Regions from separate parts of the Homo sapiens genome. Here region 2 is linked to region 1. A link is a contact called in ENCODE Hi-C or POLR2A ChIA-PET data. All regions are on one chromosome and are shown on one strand. Each heading gives the region's core, a stretch centred on a gene start or an enhancer-like site at or near the end of the contact. The rest is flanking DNA. Distances are from core to core; before and after follow the strand shown.

The links. A loop is a pair of places that touch in the nucleus more often than their neighbours do. ChIA-PET counts read pairs that join two places held with the same protein, here RNA polymerase II (POLR2A). Pooled maps may share reads with other maps.
Region 2: POLR2A ChIA-PET joins it to region 1 with 25 read pairs in AG04450. The contact joins two enhancer-like sites. A Hi-C loop is called at or near these places in 5 of 168 maps with a recorded cell type or tissue (aorta, posterior vena cava, sigmoid colon and 1 more) and 6 of 50 pooled maps. POLR2A ChIA-PET finds 5 or more read pairs at or near these places in 6 of 52 experiments (AG04449, AG04450, BJ and 3 more).

Annotation. Positions count from the first base shown.
Region 1 is chr7:134,689,361-134,692,455 of GRCh38, reverse strand. All of the region lies in intron 1 of LOC124901750 (a long non-coding RNA gene), which reads left to right. Among named protein-coding and RNA genes, the nearest start is that of BPGM, 44 kb to the right of the region's middle. Within about 2 kb of position 1,780, at least 7 of the 41 ENCODE cell types and tissues checked have a DNase peak (open chromatin) inside an H3K27ac peak, as active enhancers do; they include sigmoid colon, where a contact is called at or near this core.
Region 2 is chr7:134,788,924-134,791,934 of GRCh38, reverse strand. The region is part of intron 1 of CALD1 (caldesmon 1); the gene reads right to left. All of the region lies in intron 1 of LOC124901750 (a long non-coding RNA gene), which reads left to right. Among named protein-coding and RNA genes, the nearest start is that of CALD1, 11 kb to the right of the region's middle. Within about 2 kb of position 1,459, at least 6 of the 41 ENCODE cell types and tissues checked have a DNase peak (open chromatin) inside an H3K27ac peak, as active enhancers do; they include sigmoid colon, where a contact is called at or near this core.

The sequences.
Region 1 (3,095 bases), core at 531-3,030:
AAGGGCCATGATGGCACCCTCCTCTTTGGCCCCTTTCCTATTCTACCAAAAATCTTGATTTTCCTCTGCCTCTGCCAACTCCTCTGTGGTCTCAAGTGTTCCAGGAAATGAGGAGTAATTCTTTAAATCTTGCTTTAAAAGGGGAACACCATGTGACTCCTCCCTGTGGTGGGTGAGGGGTGGGGTGGGGAGGCTGAGGGGGCTCAATGGTGCCTGTAGAAGTCCAGGTTCAGGTCTCTTGGGGGAGGAGGAAGCTCTGTCGTCCCTTCCACTCAGCATCAGCCAGCCTGGAGACCGCATCAGATTGGCATAGCTCCCTGGAACAGTCTCCCCTTCCCTTCATCCTCCACCACCGCACCCCCCCACCCCACCGCCTCCCGCCCCCGCCTTCTCTTAGCTCTTCCCTCCCTCTGCCCCCAGGCTCCTACTTGCATTCTTTATATCTTCTGGCATTTTTCATGTTGTTTTACTTTGTATTTAATAATAGCTCTGCATTCTTTTCTTTATCTGAAATCAAGGCTCATACCTGCATCATGCGTTCACTTTGGGAGTAAAATTTATGGCCGAACTTGCCATGGGGTTAATTGCTTTTCATTAACTTCATACTTCTTAATTATTACAAATTATTTGCCTGTACTAGAAATAGTTCCATCCTGTGCTCCAAATTTACTAGCCTGCAATTGCAACCAGAAACGGGAAGTCTTGGATTGCCGGTGCTTGGGGAGTGAGGTTCCCAGCTTTATGCATCGGAGTCTGACCAGACTGAGGGTAGGAAGACGGTGGGTAATTCTAGATCTTTAGACTTCAAAGCCCAGATTAGGGCCCGTAGGCCAAATAAAAATTGAATTTAGCTTTTCTGAGCCATAGACTGTTCTGTGTCTCAATTCTCAAATCTATAAAGTGGAGTTAGGAAGACAGAAAGACACGATGTGTATATTTAATAACAAGTTTACTTTAAAATCAGTTTGAAAAACCTATACTTCACATAATGAGTGGGGTTTCAAAAGCAAGAAAGAGAAAAAGTATACCCACCAAAGGGGAGGGCAGAATAAATCCCAATGGAAAATTTGTGCCTTTCTGTGGTTGGAGTCATTTGGTCAAGAAATGATGAAATTACAAATTTCTGAAAAGGGCGTGTGTGTCGGAGTTCCTGAGGTCCAGTTCTCAGCATGGTACTTGGGCAAGGCCAGTGTTGAACTCTGAGGAAGAATAAAGAGAAGGAAGTGGTCACGACCAGCATTCTTTGCCAAAACAGCAGTGCCTCCATGGCCTCGTACTGCCCATGAGTCTCTTCATCTCATGGATTTGAAGCAAGCTCTCTCAGCAAGCCTGTACACCCATTGTCCCTTGCAATGTGATTCGTCCTTTGACTCCTTAGATGGGAATGGTTGGTAAAAAGGGAATCGCAGCTGGAGGTTTGTGGGAACTGGCATATTCAGACTACACAAAGGCCCTGTGTGTGCAGACACAGCCACAGCTGTGGGAGCCAAGGGCCTGGCAATGGGGAGAAGTAGGTATTTCTCAGTGCAGGAAAGCATTCCTGTCCGTGCTCACAATCCATCTGGTATTGACTTTGAACTCACACGCAGAAAAAAGGAATGAAGTCGGCCCAGCAGCTGAGCCCAGAATCAGCTGGGAGGACATTCAAAGTTCCCTGTAAGGGAGCGTGGATGGACAGAGGAGGACAGGGATTTGTAGCCACTTCTGCAATCGCTCTGACCATTGCCAAGTGGGCTAGCAGCAGCAGATGTTCCAGCAGGAGGGCAGTGTCTGTGCCCAGCGGCAGGGCCATTGTCCTTGCTGGAACCATCTCACACTGTTCACTGAGTCTTGTTCTCAGCTGACTGGCTTTCCAAGCTTAACTCTCTTGGCTTTCCCAAAGAGTCTGTGAGCCACCCAATATCCTTTAACAAATTCCTTTTCTGTTTAGACTAGCTAGACTGGTCTTTACAGTTTTTAATGGAAGGCCCTGGCACTGATAGCTTTCGAAGGCTGGAGCTCTATGGCTTTTAATACTCCATGCTAAAGAAAACACAATTTTTTGCTTTGTTTTATTTTCTGCAAATAAAATGTCTTGTTCTCCTCTTCCTATGTGTGTATTTATATAGTTCAGTTAGGCTTTAATATACAAGCTCTGAATTCTCCAAATACCAAAGCAGACAGTTTAAGAAAAGAAGGAAAGCAAACGCCTATTTCTCCCACTTTCAAAAGCACACACTTAAATTTTGTGTGGAAAAAAAATCTAAGCTCTCTAGCTCCACTCGGTGTCCTGTTGAACTGGTGTGGCACCATGTTACTCTTTCAGAGAATGAAAATGAAACTTGCTCACTGTAGCTTCATTGAACCACTTTATTCTTTGACCAATTTTGGATGGGTATTTTAATTAAAAATTTTTTTCAGCCAGGCACGCGGTGGGCTCACGCCTGTAATCCCAGCACTTTGGGAGGCCAAGGCAGATGGATCACGAGGTCAGGAGATCGAGACCATACTGGCTAACACGGTGAAACCCCGTCTCTACTAAAATTACAAAAAATTAGCCTGGTGTGGTGGCACACGCCTGTAATCCCAGCTACTCAGGAGGCTGAGGCAGGAGAATAGCTTGAACCCAGGAGGTGGAGGTTGCAGTGAGTTGAGATCAAGCCACTATACTCCAGCCTGGGTGACAGAGCGAGACTCTGTCTCAAAAAAAAAAAAAATTAAACTAAAAACAGTATGGGACAGTGGCCAAGAGCGTGGGCTTTGGAGTTAGGTCAACTTGGATTTGAATCTTGCTGCAGCTATATACTAGCTTTGCGACTGTGTCTTGCTACTCAGGTTTTGTGAGGCTCATCTGTAAGATGAATATAATAAAAATGTTCACCTCAGAATATTATTGTGAGGATTAAACAAGATCCAAGACCTGGCTTAAATTGCCATTAGAGAATGACCCAGGGGAGCTTATTCATTGTAGCTAAATGATAAAATTTAAAATCAAGATTTAAATGCTTTCAGAAGGGGTGCATTTAGAAACACTGAAGTCTCCTTGTTACTCTCTTTTTAAATATGATAGGAATTACAATTCTTATAGAGATTATGCTACACAATGATCTATGTTT
Region 2 (3,011 bases), core at 210-2,709, 100 kb before region 1:
GATGGCTTTATAAATGGGAGTTCCCCTGCACAAGCTCTCTTGCCTGTCACCATGTAATTTGTGACTTTGCTCCTCATTCGCCTTCCGCCATGATTGTGAGGCCTCCCCAATCATGTGGAACTGTGAGTCCATTAAACCTCTTTCTTTATAAATTACCCAGTCTCGGGTATGCCTAATAAACTAGTACTCCAGATGCAATCTGGTCCAAGATGATAGTTAGGAGAAGATGACCAGACTATTTACAGGTTTTTTTGTTTTTTGTTTTTTGTTTTTCATTTCCCTGGGGACACTAAGTGATGCCTCTTCGGATTATCTGAAAATGTGGGCACTCTGTATGGCAAGATGGAACTGGCTGTCTTTAAGGAAATAGTTTCAACTGTTCATGCCTCTGTTTCTCCCTTCATAAAGTTGGTTACTGAGCCTGCATTCTAAAGTGCCTGTTGTGGCCGGGCATGGTCCCTGTAATCCCAGCACTTTGAGAGGCCAAAGTGGGCAGATCACTTGAGGTCAGGAGTTCGAGACCAGCCTGGCCAACATAGTGAAACCCCGTCTCTACTAAAAATACAAAAAATTAACTGGGCATGGTGGCGTGTGCCTATAATCCCAGCTACTCAGGAGGCTGAGGTGAAAGAATCGCTTGAACCCAGGAGGCAGAGGTTGCAGTGAGCCGAGATCGTGCCACTGCACTCCAGCCTGGGTGACAGAACAAAACTTCATCTCAAAAAACAAACAAACAAATAAAGTGCCCATTGTGTCTGAGTCTTAAGGCAAAGAGTGACCCCGTGAATATTCTTAGCTTTGGACAAGAAGGTCAAACTTAAATGTAAAGTCTTCTTAATAAGTAGTATTTCTGATTTTATTTCTTAATAAGTAGTATCTCACCTGGGAAGGTGAGTGGACACTAATTTCTTTTGTAAATCAATGGACAGAGAAATACAGTCCTTGACTTTCTACCTGACCCACACAGAAGCAGCTCTGTCTTGGCCTTTTGAATACCTTTTGGATATGTTGGCCTTTTGAATACCTGAACTGATCCTCTGCCTTTTCTTAAAATTTGACATAATCAAACACCAAAACAGCTTGAAGTATTTGTACGAGTAGTTGAATCCTTTAGTGCCTAATGTCAGGGAAAATCTCCCGTTGAGTCAGGGAGAAGGATGGAAACTGCTTGTTAAACTATCTCTGGTACCAGGAAAAGAAAACACAAAACTACTTCTCTGGCTTTCTTTCTTTCTTTTTTTAATTTAATTTAACTGCTCTAGGTCTAGATCCTCATCTTGTCTAACTCTAACTTGAGCAACCTCTCCAGTCAATAGTGAAAGCAATGGTGTTTAGCTCTGTTTCCTTATATGGCAGGGAATGACAATGTGCTTGTCTAGTTGAACTGCAGTATGGCTCCCTGACAAATTATAATGACTGGTTACGGAAACCTCCTGCTCTGGTTTCCATCGCTTTCTTGGGGGAAGACACAGAGCAGATAGCTGTAGAGAATTGGAGAGGGTTGGAGTTAGGGAGGAGCTTTGAACAGCTCTGGCATTTTCCAGCAGTGTGACTTTGGGCAAGTTATTTGATTTACTTTACTGCTCTGAGAGAGCAGTCCTCAACCAGAACAGTGCCTGTCACATAGCTAGTATGCCAGCAAGGTAGCTGAATGAGCTAGCTTATCTTCTCAACCATCCTTAACCTGTGAGGACTTCAGATAACTATCAATCCATTGCTCTTCAGTCTCTCTCCCAAGTTCAGTACTTTTTCTCCAGATAAATTCCAATTTCCTTCTCCCCTCCCTCCTCTTCCCCCTTTTCCCTTCCTCCCTCTCTGTCCTCTCCTTTCTCTCTCTCTCTCTCTCTCTCTCCTTATTTCTTTTTCTCTTTTCCTCTCCCTCCCTCTTTTCTTACTCCCTCTCATTCCAGGTCTAAAACACTGAAAACCTGCAAAACAACCCAATCTCAGGAATAATACAACTCTTTAGCTATACTAGATAAAATGATTTAAAATGTTAAAGGCAGCATAGATTTGTTGATAAGGGCAAGCAGGTAAACCTTCTGGTTGGAAAGGACAGTGGAAGTTGTCTGCTTCTGTAGAGCAGCGAGGTTCGTGCTTCAGAGACAGAAATATCTATTTAGAAAGTCTGTAAGCTGATCTGAAATAGGACTTCCTAGAACTTGTATCTATTGGTCCTAGTCTTACCTCCTGGAGACCCCAAATGTAGAAGCAGTGAGCCCTTTTTAATCTGTCTACAGGATGGCCTAGAGGAGGCAACAGGGGACAGTGTGTGGCTAAGCCCCACGCTAACAGGTAGCCTCCACAGGAAATCACAGCCAATAGCTGACCATTTGTAATTGAGTGTCTATCATGTACGTGCAAAGCAGTTTCAAGATATTACTTCTAGTAGTTGTGACAACTACAAAGTGGAGGAGAAATCATCCCCATTTTGTAAGTGAAAAAAGTGGTAAATTTGAGATTCAAACTCAAGTTCTCCTGACTCCAAAGTTTGTTCTCAAATAGATCTCAATTCTTTCTAGAGCCACATACAAAAGAGGAGTCTCAGTGACGTGGAGTAACTAGCAAGAGGCAGCATAGCACAGTGGTAAAGAAGGTGGGCAGTGCCTCCAGATTATCCCGGGTTTAGATCCTGACCCAGCTACTTACTAGCTGTGGGACCTTAGCTATATTACTTAATCTAATCGTAACTCAGTTTCTTCATCTGTAAAATTAGCTGTTATGAAGATAACTTATTTTATTTTTACCTAATAAAAATCTACATGCTACTTAGCATGTGCCAGGCACTGTTCTAAACACTGAACAATGATACAATTCATGAGGAATCAATGAGCTCCAACATGAACACTGGCTTCAGGTATTTTTAAAGTAGAAATTGTAGACTTTTTTTTTTTTTTTTTTTTACTTTTTGTTTTTTTCTGAGACAGGGTCTCACTGTGTCACCCAGGGTGGAGTGCAGTGGTACAATCTCAGCTCACTGCAGCTTCGACCTCCCAAGCTCATGTGATCCT